2 separate regions of the Homo sapiens genome follow, and region 2 is linked to region 1. Evidence: chromatin contacts called from ENCODE Hi-C data. All regions are on one chromosome and are shown on one strand. The core of a region is the stretch at or near the end of the contact, and the rest is flanking DNA. Distances in the headings are between cores, read along the strand shown. Region 1 has its middle 67 kb from the start of LINC00501. Region 2 overlaps LOC107986154 (a long non-coding RNA gene).

Region 1 (7,560 bases), core at 2,086-4,585:
TACTCTTCCATAACCCTCAAAGCTTGTCTAACAGTGATTCTTTTCTGCCTTTCTCCTTCATTATATGATAAATTGCTAGAGGGTTTAGACCTCCTTTTAAATTCACCTTTATCTCTCTGGGCTCAACAGGGTGCCTTAGGAACAGGGTAGACTGCACAGTTCCTGACTGAAAATAACACTGGCAAGGAAACACCCCAAGGTGCTATCAGCTGCCAGATGCCAGAAGGAAATGGAAGGGCCTGGACTGCTCCCTAAAGAGCCTGACCCAGAAGCGGTGTGTAACAGGTTCCACTCAATGCCTTATAGGCTGAAAATTGCTCTGTCTTCTCAGAGCTAGAAAGGGTGTTCAGATAAGGCAGGGTGGGACCCTGACTCATGGACACACAATTAGCCGGCTTTTGTCTTTGAATCTGACTGGAAGTGACTCATGAGCTGGAAAAAAACCCTTTGGAAACAAATGAAGGGGGAAAAAAGGAGGGTAAGCCACGACTGCATTTTACTCTGTTAAAATGCAGATCTGCTGTCCTATAAATGTAGAATACTGTACATTTCCTCAGCCTCCCTCCAACAAAGACCCAGGGGAAATTATTAAGCCTGACAATTCACTCATTTTCTCCAAGATTTTTATTAAATGCAATTTAGAGGGGATAAAGTTTCTTCTCTTTTCTCTTTCTATTCACTTGAATAAGCCCTAATTACCACTAGGGTACAATAAATGGGCTTCTAGAAGTCTGTGGCAATTGGCGATGCTTCCCCTTTAAATTAACCAGTTGAAGCCTCCAGTTTCAACAGCCACCAGGGCACTTCCCGTCCACTCACAACTTGCTCAGTGCAATCTGAAGAGCATTTATTGAGCACCTTGTTATGGGGCACTGACATATGCTGCGGAGGATAGAAGACTTCTCGGGGGGTTATAATGGGGCTGGGGAGCTCTTGAACTCAACTGACATACTGTGTAAGTTAAACTAGTAAATGCCATGGGATTTTTGGATTAGAAGCAACAAAAACACAAACTAGGTTAAACAATAAGAATTTGTGGCAAAAAATAATGGGCTGTCGCAAGGAATCGGGGGCAGGCAGGGCTGTACCAGGGACACAGGAACCGATGCTGCCAATAACATTAGACTCCTGTTGGCCTCAGCGCTCTCTCCCAGCCTGTCTGGCTGTGGCTGAGGCTCTATCTTTGTTTTCTGCTCGATCTTTATCTCTGTTTCTGCCTTCAGATTGGCCTTGCCTCTCCTCTCCTGACCATGGGAAACATGGTCATGTATGTTATAATATCTTGCAGTTTTAGCCCTGGGGAGAAACTGACTTTTTCACTTCCAGTTTCAAAATTTCCCAAGAAGGCTTTTGATTGGATTCAAATATGTCAGCTCTTCCCGCTGGGACCAATCCCCTGTGGCAAGGTGGGGGAGGGAAATTTGAGAAGGGCCGTGAATGGTCCAGCTTAGGTCAGAGGTACAGTTTCCACGTCCCCACCCCCACCCCCGCCCCGTCAACAAAACAGCTCTGCCCTGTAAGCCTGTGGGTGTGGGTGAAGGTGGAAGTGGGTCGGAAGAGGCTGCGGGCTCCACTTTGCCAGGAGTGTAGGGGGAAGGGCTGAGTTGAGGAAACAATGGGTCTAGCACTTCTGCTGACCTTGTTTTCAGAAACAACCACAGGGCCTCTGGCCCCAGTGGAACTTGACTCATAAAGGCGAGAGACTTGACTATTGAAAAAGGTCTCCTATGAAATCTGAATTTCACTTAATCCTCAGAACAACTGTTGAGGGGGTTGTTACTACTCCCATTTTAAGACGCGGGCTGTAGAGAGGGTAACCACCCTGTCCACATTCACACAGCGAACACGTGGTGGGGCAGGGCTCAAGTCCAGGCGATTCCAAAGTCCCCCCGTGCTGTTTGCGCCACGCGGTGCTCCCACCAAGCCCACTCCGCGGGGAGAAAAACCATAGGCCTCGGAGGAGGAGCGGCTCCTCGCAGTGGGGTGGGGCAGAGGCCAGCATGAGGCCTTGTTCACTGGAGGATTCCACAGGCCTGGAACGGAAAGAATGAGAGCTCTGCAGGCAGGCAGAGCCCAGGGCGCCCAGTGCCCCCAGGCTGCGACAGCCAAGTCGGTGGGCGCGCATGGCGGGGCTTGAAGGAAAGGTCCAGAGCCGGTGGGAAAGGCCACGCCCCGGGGTAGAGCGCTTCCTTCCAGATCCCGGCCTTTAACTGCAATTCCGTTTTAAGGGCAACCCTGCCCGGTTCACACCTAGCCTTGAAGATGACAGATTGCACTGTGAGCAATTTGCAGGGTGAGAACGGGAGCCTACGACTCCGCACCTGCACTGCCAGAGCCATAAATGCAGCAAATCATGGCCTATAAAATGTCACCACTGCTGAAGTGCAATTTTCCAGGGGTCTTCTGCAGAGGGAACTCCACCACGGAGAGCGACCCTCGGCTCTGCAGCCTAAGAGGAAGGCCCCTGCAGGGTGGGGGAGGGAACAGGGAGGTCTTCCTCCCCATCCCCTTCGTGCCACTGCTCCCCCCTTTGTGACCCCACTCTGCCACGTGGTAAAAGCTTCCGGGGGGAGGCATTAGTTATTTCTGTCTGAGGAGTTTTTGACCAAACGTAAACATCAGAGGAGCGGGAACCCGAGCCCCGCCTGGGCTGGGCGGCAGCGACCCCGACGCCGCGGCGGCAGAGCCGGAGCTCGAAGCAGCCGCCGCTGTTGCGAGCCGCCCCTCCCCCGCCAGGCTGGCGAGCCCATTTTCGCTTGGCCGGTCTCCGCGCTGCCGGATGGATTGCGCCCCACCCCCGCTCCTCTGCTCAGTCATTCAGACTTGGAAAGTCAATAACACGCTGACATCATCAGGGGTTTGTGTATTATTACACGGCTACTTTCCAGAGTACCTGGCATTATCTAAGAGAGGAGCACTCCGGCTGCCCAAGAAAGGGCCTGAACTGGGAGCTTGGCGGCCTCGGGGAGGGGCGGCTGCTCAGAGCCAGGCCTTTCCCTAGTGGGGAGGGCATCTGCAAGGCACAAATTAGAAACAGACTATGAGCTTTTGCTTCACTAAATGCAGATGCACTTTAGATATCGATACATGCTTCATTTTGCCTTCGGGTGCACTTATAAATCATCCTTAAGTGACCTCTATTTCTACCAAAGACATCCACTTGGTCTTTAAGAAGCATTCTTAGTGATCCTCACAAAGGAAAAAAAAAAAAAGGAGATATCTTCTGTGACAGGAAGCCAAAGGCTGATTTTCTTTTTTTTTTTTTTGAGACTCTTGGAGTGTGTGTGTGTGTGTGTGTGTGTGTGTGTGTGTGTGCGCGCGCGCGCGCGCGATTCTCTGTTATGTAATCGCCATCACGGGTGATTAGGTCTTCTAGGTCTTTCCCTCCAGGGCTGAACTGGATGGTTTGGTTGCTGTGTTTTTCTTAAGCCTCACACAGGGCAAACACACATGAAAAACATGTCCCAGATTTATGGCGCAAAACTGCTCTCCAAGCAAATTGCCTTAGAAGACTGTCTCGGTTTTGGAGGAAGGAAATAGATGAATTTGTTGCTAATTAAGACTCCTTATCTTACTACTCTGGCATTTCCTTTTTTCTAGAACGAATTTTTAAAAATAATTTTATGTAGTTTAGATGTTCCCTCCCTTCCCCCTTGCTGTAATGGTACTTGAAATAGCTTAAATAACTAATTGTATAGACAACTGTACTTTTGTTCTACACACACACACACACACACACACACACACCAGTTAACGTGAAAGGCAGTAACTCATACAACATGGTACCTTTTCTGTTTGGCCATACAGACTGTTTCCTTCTTTACACACACAGGGCTGATCTCATTTAAATTCTCTTAGCATCTTAAATTGCAAAAAATGGCAGCCAGCTGAAAACTGGCTACCTGGAGAATTACAAGGGGAGAGAGCTGTTCTTTGGCCTCATCTTAATCTCTCTGTACCTCAAGCAGGGAGTCCATCTCTGATAAAAGTCTTTAGAGCTCCCCAGGAGGAAGCGAAGCAGACATGTTTTTCAACAATGTAACAATTTCCCTATGTGTACTTGATCATTTCGGGAGAACTTGTAGTAGATTATGACTACTTCCCTCCAGATGGTCTGACGGAAAAACTCTCCCACCAGACTTGCACTTCTAAAATCACTTCCCCAGGCCTGGCCCTCCCACCCCACCCCCATTTCCCCTTTCGGAGGTGCAGGCAGCTGGGGAGGCCTGGAACACCAGACCTCCAAGATGGCCCAGCATGTGTTGAGTCTGGAGGCTGAAGCTGCTGAAGTGGGGAAGGGTCGGGGCACTCGCCTCCAACTGGGAGCTATTTACCTAGGGGGTTTCCCTCAGCTCAGAGAGGAGCATGCAGACCTGACAGTCTGTCTTTTTGGTTCTCAAGATGAAGAAACTCTTCAGTCTCTAAGCACTTCCGGTTTTTAGCCCAGCTGACCCTCTCGTCTTTGCCTTAGCCTCTCCCAGACACAACTGCCTACTATAGGGATCCGTGCTAGGGAAGGACGTGGGCCACCTTGCTTTGGGTGCTGAGCTTCGGCAGCGGGCAACGGACTTCCTACCCTAGAGTTTCTGCCTAAGCAGGGGAGGACAAAGTCTGGAGGATCAGCTTGGATAGAACCTGATAAGTAGGAGGCAGGCTACCAGTTGCCAAAGTTCAGCACCCCTAACTAGAGGCTGACAAGGTTCTTTGCCTAGCAAGGAACCTTATATTTGGCAGAGGAGGAGAGAATTCAGTGAAGAAGAGCCATGTTGGGGGGATGGAGGAGCAGGAGTCTCTGCCCTGGACAAGCTCAGTGTGTTGGAACAGGTAGACACAGAAATGACCGCCTGAGAGCATGCCCTCTGCCCTTCAGTGAGGGCCTCTAAGGGGCTGGTCCTCCTGTGCTGTGGGAGGGAGAAGGAACTCCAGGTGACCGTGGCATCAGGCTATTCCTCCCACAGCTGGCCCTGGAGGAACCCTGGTAATCTGATGGGCTAGGAGCGGTCCTCCGGGAGTGACATTATTTCCCCCGTTCCTCTGGTTCTTTACTGCCAAATATTTGTCAGCTGGAAAGAACTGGTTGCATTTTGATTCATAGGCTTGTCTCTTTCAGGCGGTCCATGTGACGATTCTAGACACGGAGATTCAGTTATCAAATACAGCATCCTCCAGTGGTCCGCTTGCTTTGATGAAGACCACAGCAATGCTTCTTAAACTGTCATGGGCAAGATTTTTAATCTACTGCCCACTGATATTTTTGTTTCTAAAAAATTAGGGAAATAAAACAGATGTATAAGATACAAGCCAATTTTTTATTATTAGATTCAGAAAATTACATGACAAAATTACCCTGTCAAACTGTTATGGCTATTTCTAAGTGTTATTCTCAGTTGCTATGCACATCTCATTGTGGAATGCAAGAAACAGTTGTTGAACCTGGGACCACACTTCCAGTTGCACTGGTGCAGACATTGAACGTGGATTTAGCTCCCATTTGTATTTAGGTTAGCCTGAACAGTTGTTTTTAGAAAAGTTGGATTAAAAATCCAGAGGATTCACAGGAAAATCCAGCTTTTCCTGAAAAGTAAAAAGCTGCAGGCAACAGAAGCCTTGTCAACAATTGGGTGGGGCTGGATAGCAGCTGCCCCTTTGAAACCCGGCACACAGCCTTCTGTTGCCTACAATTCCAGCCTCTCCCTCTTTTCTCACCCATAGGCAGGTTCCCTCATTTAAGCTACTTGCTTGACTGCAGAAAGCATTTGAATCTGTGTATACCTTAGCAGGATATCCACTTGAAATGAGCTGCTTCAGTATTTTTCTAGCCTCCCCACAGGGAAAGACCACTCTGCAAAGGTCAACGGAACCCATCCAGTGTGGTTCCGAGACTGGAGGCTGTAGTGTAGTACAGAGTTGCTGTGAATCACTGGGTGTCCTAGATATTCTCTAGATAAGTGGATCATATACTTCACATCTATATGGGTTAAAATCTTTAGATGCTATTTTGATGAATATAACAATTCATTTAATAATTTTAAGTGTTACTGAATACCTACTAGTTTGTTTTTTTGTTACTTGATTTTTCTTGGTTAATAGGTATAGAAAGTAAAACTATGACTGCTTTTATTTTTAAAATGTTCAAGAAGGGATACTTCCTTATGAAAAGGTTAGGGGACTGCTATTCCATATTAGTTGTCAGCATCACACTGTTTTGTGCATGTACCCCCTAAAAGAATCTTGAAAAACAATGTATTCCGGGCTCTTTTTAAAAATGATAGCTACAGTTTGGCATCCTAAGTGGAAGTTGTTGCAAAGGAAATAATATCTAGTATATTGCAAAAAGTTGACATTTTAACATAACATCACTTTAAAAAATGTATCCAATAGGATCCAAATACCACAGCAATCGGATACCCATCATCGTTCACTTAAAAAATTCATGAGCAAGCTCTTCTTTAACACTGGCAGGTTTTATATCATTTTTTTCTCCTCGAATTGATGTAGCCATATTTATATCTCATCAACAAAATAAATATAAATTTTAATTAAAAAATTATGTGTGATTATATGGCTCTAAGAGTAAAAGATTTTTTTTTTGAGACAGAATCTTGCTCTGTTGCCCAGGCTGGAGTGTAGTGGCGTGATCTCAGCTCACTGCAACCTCCACCTCCCGGGTTCAAGTGATTCTCCTGCTGCCTCCTGGGTTCAAGTGATTCTCCTGCATCAGCCTCCTGAGTAGCTGGGATTACAGGCATGCGCCAGCATGCCCAGCTAATTTTTGTATTTTTAGTAGAGACAGGGTTTTACCATGTTGGCCAAGCTGGTGTTGAACTCCTGACCTCAAGTGATCCGCCCGCCTCAGCCTCCCAAAGTGCTGGGATTATAGGTGTGAGCCACTGCGCCCGGCCAAAGTGTTAACTTTTATTGATAATATATATATTAATCAGGAGAATATGGCTTTTCTTCCAATTAGCTTATGTAGCTATGGTTGACTAATATTATCTATTACTAGACTGACAAGTTCAGCATCAATTCTGTTTCTAATTTGTTGTTCACATATGTGCGTGCACGTGCACAGACATACTCAAGAAACTTGATAACATATATAGGTGATGTAAGTAGTTTTTTTAATAGCAATATTATCCCCAGATTCTCCAAACTCCTTCTGAATCATTTGTCAAAGATCTCATGGCTTGCCAGAAATCAGTTGTGATGAAACTCTATTTCAGTCTTGTGGAGAGCAAAGAATAAGAAGCCATCTGATGAGCAAAAGTACTTATTTTAAGTCATTGGAATGATTCTTCCTCTACATTGATTTTTTTTTGAGGCAGTGTCTTGCTCTGTCACCCAGGCTGGAGTGCCGTGGCGCCATCCTGGCTTACTGCACCCTGGCTCAAGTCATCCTCCACCTCAACCTCCCAAGTAGCTGGGACTACAGCTATATGCCACTGCAGCAGGCTAATCTTTATATCTTTTGTAGAGACAGGATTTTGCCATGTTGCCCAGGCTGGTCACGAACTCCTGGACTCAAGCGATCTGCCTGCCCCATGAGCCATCATGCCTGGC
Region 2 (7,560 bases), core at 2,817-5,316, 570 kb after region 1:
CTTGATTCATTTATGTCATAAAGTAATAGACATTCAAATTATAATTTTACTGAGTAAAAAGACACACCCTGGTATGTATGGAAAGTATTACTAAATTTTATTAGTTTTTAAGAGTGACTGTTTGCCAATAGCTAAATTTAGAAAGAATATGTTCCTAACAGTGCAGCTCTAGAGAAAATGTTAAGGCGTGATGATTTCATTAATTTTCAGAGCATTACAGCCAGCTGGCAAAGCCTTTTCTATACCATTGTGGCTTACTGCCTTTGAAATTACTTTCTTTTCTTAAATTAACCTGACGATGTTAAAGTGACAAAATAGCAATAACGGTGTGATAAAATTGGCCTCTTTGTATAATCTTAAAGTAACTTAACTAACTTAAATAATAGTACCCTGAGTTTATGACTGCTGCAGTGTACTCCATAAAAAGAAATTGGTGTTAAGAACATTTACAGAGCCCCATATTAGTTTTATTGATAGATAAATAACATTTAAAAATTTGAATCATATGTAAAATAGAAGGAGACTTCTAGCTCAAAAAGAAATTCCCCATTTAAACCCTCAGGACCTAGTTGTCTCACCTGTGGTGGTGGAAAGAGCACCAAGCTTGGAACCAGAGGGCCCAGGTTCGGGTCACTGTCATCATGTGAGCATGGGCAGGTAAGAGAATTTCTCTGGGTCTCAGTTTCCACATCTGCAAAATGGGGATACTAATATTAACGCTGCCTTCTTCTCAGGTTGTTATACAAATAAAATAATAAATGTGAGTGACAACAGAAGAAACATATTCCCAAGATTTCTGAGGAGTTTGTCTCATAGAGAGGAAATAAGTCAGAATGAGTGGTTAGACTTTGTAGAATATGCACATCCTACAGTGTGTGCAGGGGAGGGTGCTAAATGAGGACAATAATGTCTGAGCAGCAGCAAGGAAGGGAGGACACAGGGAAAGATAATGTCATGGGAACCATGAGGATGGTGCTTCTGGGAAAGAGGGGTTCAGAGGGAATTTTTTTTATAAGGATAATGAATGAATGAATGGTTAGATGTTGGATGGACAAATGGATGGTTGGTTGAATGGTAGGATGGATGGTTGAATGGTAGGATGGATGGATGGACTAGATAAACCCCTGAACCACCCTGTAAAGAAAACCATCAGTCAAAATCTCCTTTAGGGTGGCTGTTCAATGGGCAGAGAAGGCCTCAGGGTGGCCCAGAATTCTTCAGGTTTAACATGTAAGTCTTTTGGTCAGTTTTATTTTAAACTTTTGTACAAATACCAAATATAGCTGTTTCTTGAATATGGACAATGGTGGCTGAGCTGGCTACTTTAGGAGGAGCCTCATTCCGTTGTTGGAAGGCTTGGCTTTCTTTTAAGTTGAACTGAAATCTTGACCCTGGCAACTGCTACCTTGGGTCCTGAAATCTTGACCCTGGTGACTGTACCTTTGGAGTCACAGAACATTTTCTTCCTTTTGACATATAGCAACACTTCTCTAAACAGCATGTTCTAGACCTAGATAGGGTGGAGATCTGCATTCTGTTTGTTAGCCCATGATTATCAGCATTTAAAACCTCCATAAAACATTACAAGTCATGTTAGACTTATAGTACCGAAAGTTAATTTCTACTTTATCTTTCGGATATTCTCCAATTCATAAACACAAAAAGCAGATATACAAGCCATGCACTAGTCAGGGTTTTCAAGATGAGAGCACCACTCAGAATGTTCAAAGTGTCAAGTTATCACAACAGGAATAAACAGGCCACAAAAGTTTACTTTATCCATGTTGTTTGTGAAGTAGAGTAATACATTAATTTTTAAAAATATAGTAGCTTTCTATATAGTACTATGTTATCATTGAAAAATGGAATTTTCATCAAAAACCTATCTTCTACTTTTTCAGTGATATGAAGGAAAAATTCTTTATCCCAGACATTTATCATTCACCCTTTAATATTCATCTACTTCTTTATTTATACATCGTTCATTCACCAAGCACTTATCTAATTTCTACTATATACTGGGCATTTGGCTAAGTGCTAGTGCTAGAGGTACTAATTATAATAAGGCATGATTTTTGGTCTAAAAGGGTCTGGTCATCAAGTGTCTGAAGTAAGAGGCCAAGATGAGGTGTTAGGAATGAGGATAAGAAAAAGAGTTTGCAGGCTGGACGCAGTGGCTCACGCTTGTAATCTCAGCACTTTGAGAGGCCCAGGCGGGTGGATCACTTGAGGTCAGGAGTTCGAGACCAGCCTGACCAACATGGTGAAACCCCATCTCTACTAAAAATACAAAATTAGTCGGGCATAGTGGCACACGCTTGTAATCCCAGCTACTTGGGAGGCTGAGAGGCAGGAGAATTGCTTGAACTGGGAAGGCGGAGGCTGCAGTGAGTTGAGATCCCGCCACTGTACTCCAGCCTGGGCAACAACAGTGAAACTCTGTCTCAAAAAAAAAAAAAAAAAAAAAGAAAGAAAAAGAAAGAAAGAAAAAAGAAAAAAAAACATAGCAAGTAACCAGTAAGTGAAAGAAGAAAAGGAAAGATTTGTAGTGGGAATAGCAGGGCAATATGGAATGTCCACATGGAGCTAGGACCTGCCAGAGCTATAAACCTGTAGCATTGGAAGAATCATATTGCTCTAAATTCTTTATCTACCATAAGAGAAAACAGAGATTCTGGGGGATATAAGGCAATGGATGATTTCCTCAGGGCTAGGTCATTTCAATCCTTTCCAGTGGTTCGATATAACACCAGATCACCTCATCGTGCTAGTGGAAGGCATCAGGCAACTGGGAACTACCTATTCCCTATAGGATTTTGTTCTACTGTATTGCCGTATTGCAATGCCATCCATAGTAGCATACTTTTTATTTTCTGTTATAAATATATAATCTCATAGAATAAGAATGTATTCTTTCAGCTGCTCATTAGTTGAGTCTAGTTCTCCTCATATAAAGACTTAAAAAAAAAAAAACAAACACCTATTTTAGTAACACTTTCTGGAACATCTTTAATTTTCCAGATGAATTGTTCACTAATTAGTATCCCAGGAGTGTGAGTGCTATAAATGATAGATACTCTTTTAATTTTAAAACTAAGATGGCTTGGAGAATTTTTAAATTTAAGTCCCAAGAAAATTTAACAGAAATGCTGATAAAAATGGTATGTCATTCTATGCTTATGTTCAGTGAAAGAAATCGAATACATTTATTTTTCCCAAATAGTTAAGTTTACAGAGTTTCCTAATAAAGAGTGGTGATATAGTCTGGGTCTGCATCCCCACCCAAATCTCATGTCAAATTGTAATCCCCAGTGTTGGAGGTGGGGCCTGGTGGGAGGGGATTGGATCATGGGGGCAGTTTGCCCCTCAGTGCTGCTCAGTGATAGTGAGTGAGTGCTCATGAGATTTGTTTGTTTAAAAGTGTGTGGCACCTCTCCCCTCTCTCTCTTCCTTCTGCTCTGGCCTGCTGCCCCTTCACCTTCCACCATGATTGTAAGTTTCCCAAGGTCTCCCCAGCCATGCTTCTTGTACAGCCTGTGGAACCATGAGCCAATTAAACCTCTTTTCCTAATAAGTTACCCAGTCTCAGGTATTTCTTTATAGCAGTCTGAGAATAGACTAATACAAGTGGTATGCCCTAAATTACCATGCAACCTAAAACTTAAAGGGAGAGATTAAATAAAACAACATTTTTGTTTATTAAAATAACCATCTATTTAAAAATGTTCATTACTTAATAATGACCTATAATATCCATTTAAGCATCAAATTGGGCAAAAATTATTTACAAAGTTCTACTTTTGTTTCTCTCTTTAAATAAAATATTGGCTTCAGAGCACTCATAAGTTAATAGACCAAAGAGAATTCTAATCTTTCGATTCTCGGCCTAATTTTCTCCTTTCATTTTCAGTATGAACATAGGGGTTCCAGGTAGACATTGAAACAAAACTTTAGAAGGATTAAAGAAGGAAGTAAGAGCCAAACAAGGAAAAAATAAGAAACAAAAAAGAATGGGGTAATCTCTCCCATGACAAGCCCTGAATATAAATAAGGGTGCGGTCTTAAAGTGAGTCATTACTCCATTGCCTACTCCTTTCATGGCAGAGACAGTGATGTCGTGGAATAGAAGCTGTTAAAGAGGCTTTATATAACTATTAGCCTCTGAAACAATAGACAGGCAGCAGGGTGTTGTTCCAGAAAATGTTCAAAGAGGAGGAGTAATTTTGTCCTTTACAAATTTAATATCTTCTCTTTTCTCCTATATCATTTGGAGGAAGCGCCTTTTTCCTTTTTCTCTTTTTTAAGCAAAATAAGCGTTATGCACTAGTAGGTAGTGAGTGAATTCTCTTTGCCAGCAGGAAGAAAAGCAATTTTTGAATGCCAAAAATAGCTCCTTTGTGTGAAAATATCACATAGCCCAAGACATTTTTGGGAGAAAGCAAAGATTCATGTTCTGAATTATTGTTTTTTAAATATACAGGCAGAGAAATGTTAATAATAGAAAAGACAGAAATTGATGGTCATTTCAAAGTCTGAATGTTTATCCTGTTTACGACACACTCAGACTTTTGTGTGGTCTCAGTCATAATTCCTCTCCCAGGCTATGTCTCTAGGAGATAGGTATTCCTAATCATTCTGTTTGGGTCAAGACATTTTATTCCTTCCCTACCTTTTACTACTTGTTCCTATGCAACATTACAAACCAGCAAAGTATGAACTGACCTGGATATAGGAGATGGCCCTAGAGCTGTAGACAGAATTAAAAATCGTATCTTTTTTTTTTTTTTTTGTAAAGCACCCCGACATCTTTGGGAACCGTTCACTCTAGGGAATCTTTTTATCCATTATTTGCAAATAGCAGACCATCAGCCAGTTACAAAGACTTTTGATAGAGGTGGTGGGCATCTTTTACTTTCACCCAACCAGTATCCCTTTCTGCTTCATTTGATAGTAACATATCCTTTTCTTTTGAAAAACTAACCATTCTTATTACATGTCATTTTGATGGCACTGTCAGTCCAACTGTACTGCCTTCCTTCTGGCCAGTGAGTGGATGGCCATGTGAACCAGGCTGGGACAGTGAGATGTTTTCCTATGAACGTGAGTATTGAATGGAATGACACAAGAATGGAACATGGTCACTGACTCACTTTGCTAGTGGTTCTACTTGTCTGACTGCTGAATGAATTCTAACTCCTGACTGACAGATTTTGGAACCTGGAAGTAGAGTGCTCTTATAGCAAAATCTAAAATGAGACAGTGGTTTTGGAAATAGGCGGTGTGTAGAAGGTGGAAACTGTGAGAATTTTGAGTAGAGTATTGGTGAAAGATCAAGTACCTTGAACCCATTGTGCATACAATTTTGAATTATGAGGAGGCTGGCAGTGAGGCCTTAAAGGAATGGGAGAAAAATCTTATTGGAAACTGGAGGGAAGGGCAGAAACTTAACAATACACTTGTCTGCAGGAACATGGAAAGTAGAAAATGTGCCTGATAAACTAGGGGATCTAGCTGAGATTTCCAAGCAGAACGGTTAGTTACCACCCATTTTTTTTTTCTTGCTGCTTATAGTAAAACATGAGATGAGAGAAAGCTAAACTAAGGGAAGGACTGTTAAACAAAAAGAAGCTGGATCTTGATGGTTCTGAAAGCTCTCACACTATTCAGAAAGTCGGAGATGCTAAAACGGAGATAATGTCTAGGGTGTGGCCATAAATCTTTTTATTAAGATCTTCACAATTCTCTGGTACCTCAGAGAACCTTCAGTCAGACTGAAGGGCCCCTTAAGGAGATTAAGAGTGTGCCACACAGATTCTCTCAGCCAAAGAGTAGAGCTTCTAAGAAGCCTAAGGGCATTGTCCCCAGTCATCTCAGCAGAAGCCCAAGGTGGAAGGGAGATTATCTGTAAGAGGTGTGTGGGTGGGGCTTTTGTCTGATGGATTTAACCTGGAGAAGTTTCACAGGAAACCCATAAGGTTCTCAAAAGAGATAGATACAGAAACATTACCACTTGGATGGAATGGGACAGTGCAGAACAGTACAGAATGAAGACAGGGCTTTGAAGGCCCAGAATTTTAACACCTGCTATATTTTGCAAAACTAGAAAGAAGACTAGGAGGGTGAAACCAAGAGCCCAGAGGGCAGAGTGGAGAAACACGAAGAATTATTTCAGATATGAGACCTAATCAAGGATCTTCCAACATTTGCCTGGCTCAATTTTAGAACTGCCATGGACCTGTAACCCCTATGTCTTCCATCCCCTACCCCTTCTTTGAACAGGGTCATATAAGTGCTTATCTTATATCTGTCCCGCTGTTGCATGTTGGCAGAGGAAGACATAATTTGCTCTTGTTTTATGGGTTTAAAAATAACAAGGAATTGTATTTGAAGAGCTGTGCTTAAAGAACTACACTTGAGAAACCACATTCATACTTGGACCTGATTTAGATGACGAGATTATGGACTTGAAGCTGATATTGCAATGGAATGAGAATTTTGAAGTCTTTGGGGGCAGTGAGTACATTTTGCATTTGAGAGGTAAATAAATCATTGGGCACCAGAGGATACACTGTGGTGGGCAGCCTATAAGGTGGCTCCTAGTGATCCTTGCCTTCTGGTATTCACATCGTTTTGTAATACCTTCTTGCTGAGTGTGGGCTGGGCTTGTTGACTCACATATAACAAATAGAATACCTGGGAAGTGATAGGACAGTAATTGAGGGATTAGGTTATAAAAGGCTGCAGTTTTCATCTTGGAGGCTCTCTCTCACTCTCTTTTGAATGACTTACCCTGGGGAAGCCAGCTGCCATGCTATAAAGCATAAGGCAGCCCTGTGGCAAGTCCCATGGAAATGGACTTGAAAATAGACTTTCTGAGACCTGCCCATAGCTATGTGAATGGGCTTGGAAGCAGATATCCTTGAGATAACTGTAGTCTCAGCCAAAACCTTGATTGTAGCCCATGAAAGAATCTGTGCCAAAACGACACAGCTAAGCTGCTCCTGATTCGTGAGCTACAGAAACTTTTGAAAAATAATTGTTTGCTATTTTCAGCCTCTAAATGTTGAGATAATTTGTTATGCAGAAATGGATAAAAATACACTCATATTCTAGAGGATACACTATGCTATAATGCTCTAATTGCTATTATTCAACATTTTGTGAAAAGGCAATTCCACTGTGTTTAAGAGGATGACATTGTCAATGAATCTTTTAGTCACTATTTAGTCACTATTTGAAGAGTGCCAACTTTGACCACAATTTTATTTTTAAAAATTGTGCTAATGCCAAATTCCTTTTTAAATCTGATTTCTCAAATATCGTGAAATATAAAGTTTGGTCTCCTACCTCTCCACTGTCTTAACTGATCTTTTGATTAATTCTTTTCTTTAATTACAAAACGATAGCTTAAAATGGCATGAGGGCATGGTGTTCCCTTGGTCCTTGGAATTATCCCAGGTTGGAGTGCTCAAAGATAGGCTAGATTTATATATAATAATGTTACCTTTATGAGATGCTTATGTGTAACAGGAACTTTGAAACTTGCTTTCTGTCATCATT

What was found. Hi-C counts contacts between places; a loop is a spot of excess contacts on that map. Pooled maps may share reads with other maps.
Region 2: a loop to region 1 is called in a map of PC-9, with 4 times the contacts of the local background. The contact joins two enhancer-like sites. A Hi-C loop is called at or near these places in 5 of 168 maps with a recorded cell type or tissue (CD14-positive monocyte, MCF 10A, PC-3 and 2 more), 1 of 37 single-sample maps with no recorded cell type and 6 of 50 pooled maps.

The regions. Positions count from the first base shown.
Region 1 is chr3:177,357,241-177,364,800 of GRCh38, forward strand. No RefSeq gene overlaps it. Among named protein-coding and RNA genes, the nearest start is that of LINC00501, 67 kb to the left of the region's middle. RefSeq lists enhancers at 875-1,074, 1,195-1,434, 2,289-3,130, 2,641-2,935, 4,226-4,425 and 1 more. Within about 2 kb of position 3,336, at least 38 of the 41 ENCODE cell types and tissues checked have a DNase peak (open chromatin) inside an H3K27ac peak, as active enhancers do; they include CD14-positive monocyte and PC-9, where a contact is called at or near this core.
Region 2 is chr3:177,924,350-177,931,909 of GRCh38, forward strand. LOC107986154 (a long non-coding RNA gene) reads right to left here. Exons shown (of 3, transcript XR_001741024.2): 2 at 579-691. Among named protein-coding and RNA genes, the nearest start is that of LINC02015, 110 kb to the left of the region's middle. Within about 2 kb of position 4,067, at least 5 of the 41 ENCODE cell types and tissues checked have a DNase peak (open chromatin) inside an H3K27ac peak, as active enhancers do; they include CD14-positive monocyte and PC-9, where a contact is called at or near this core.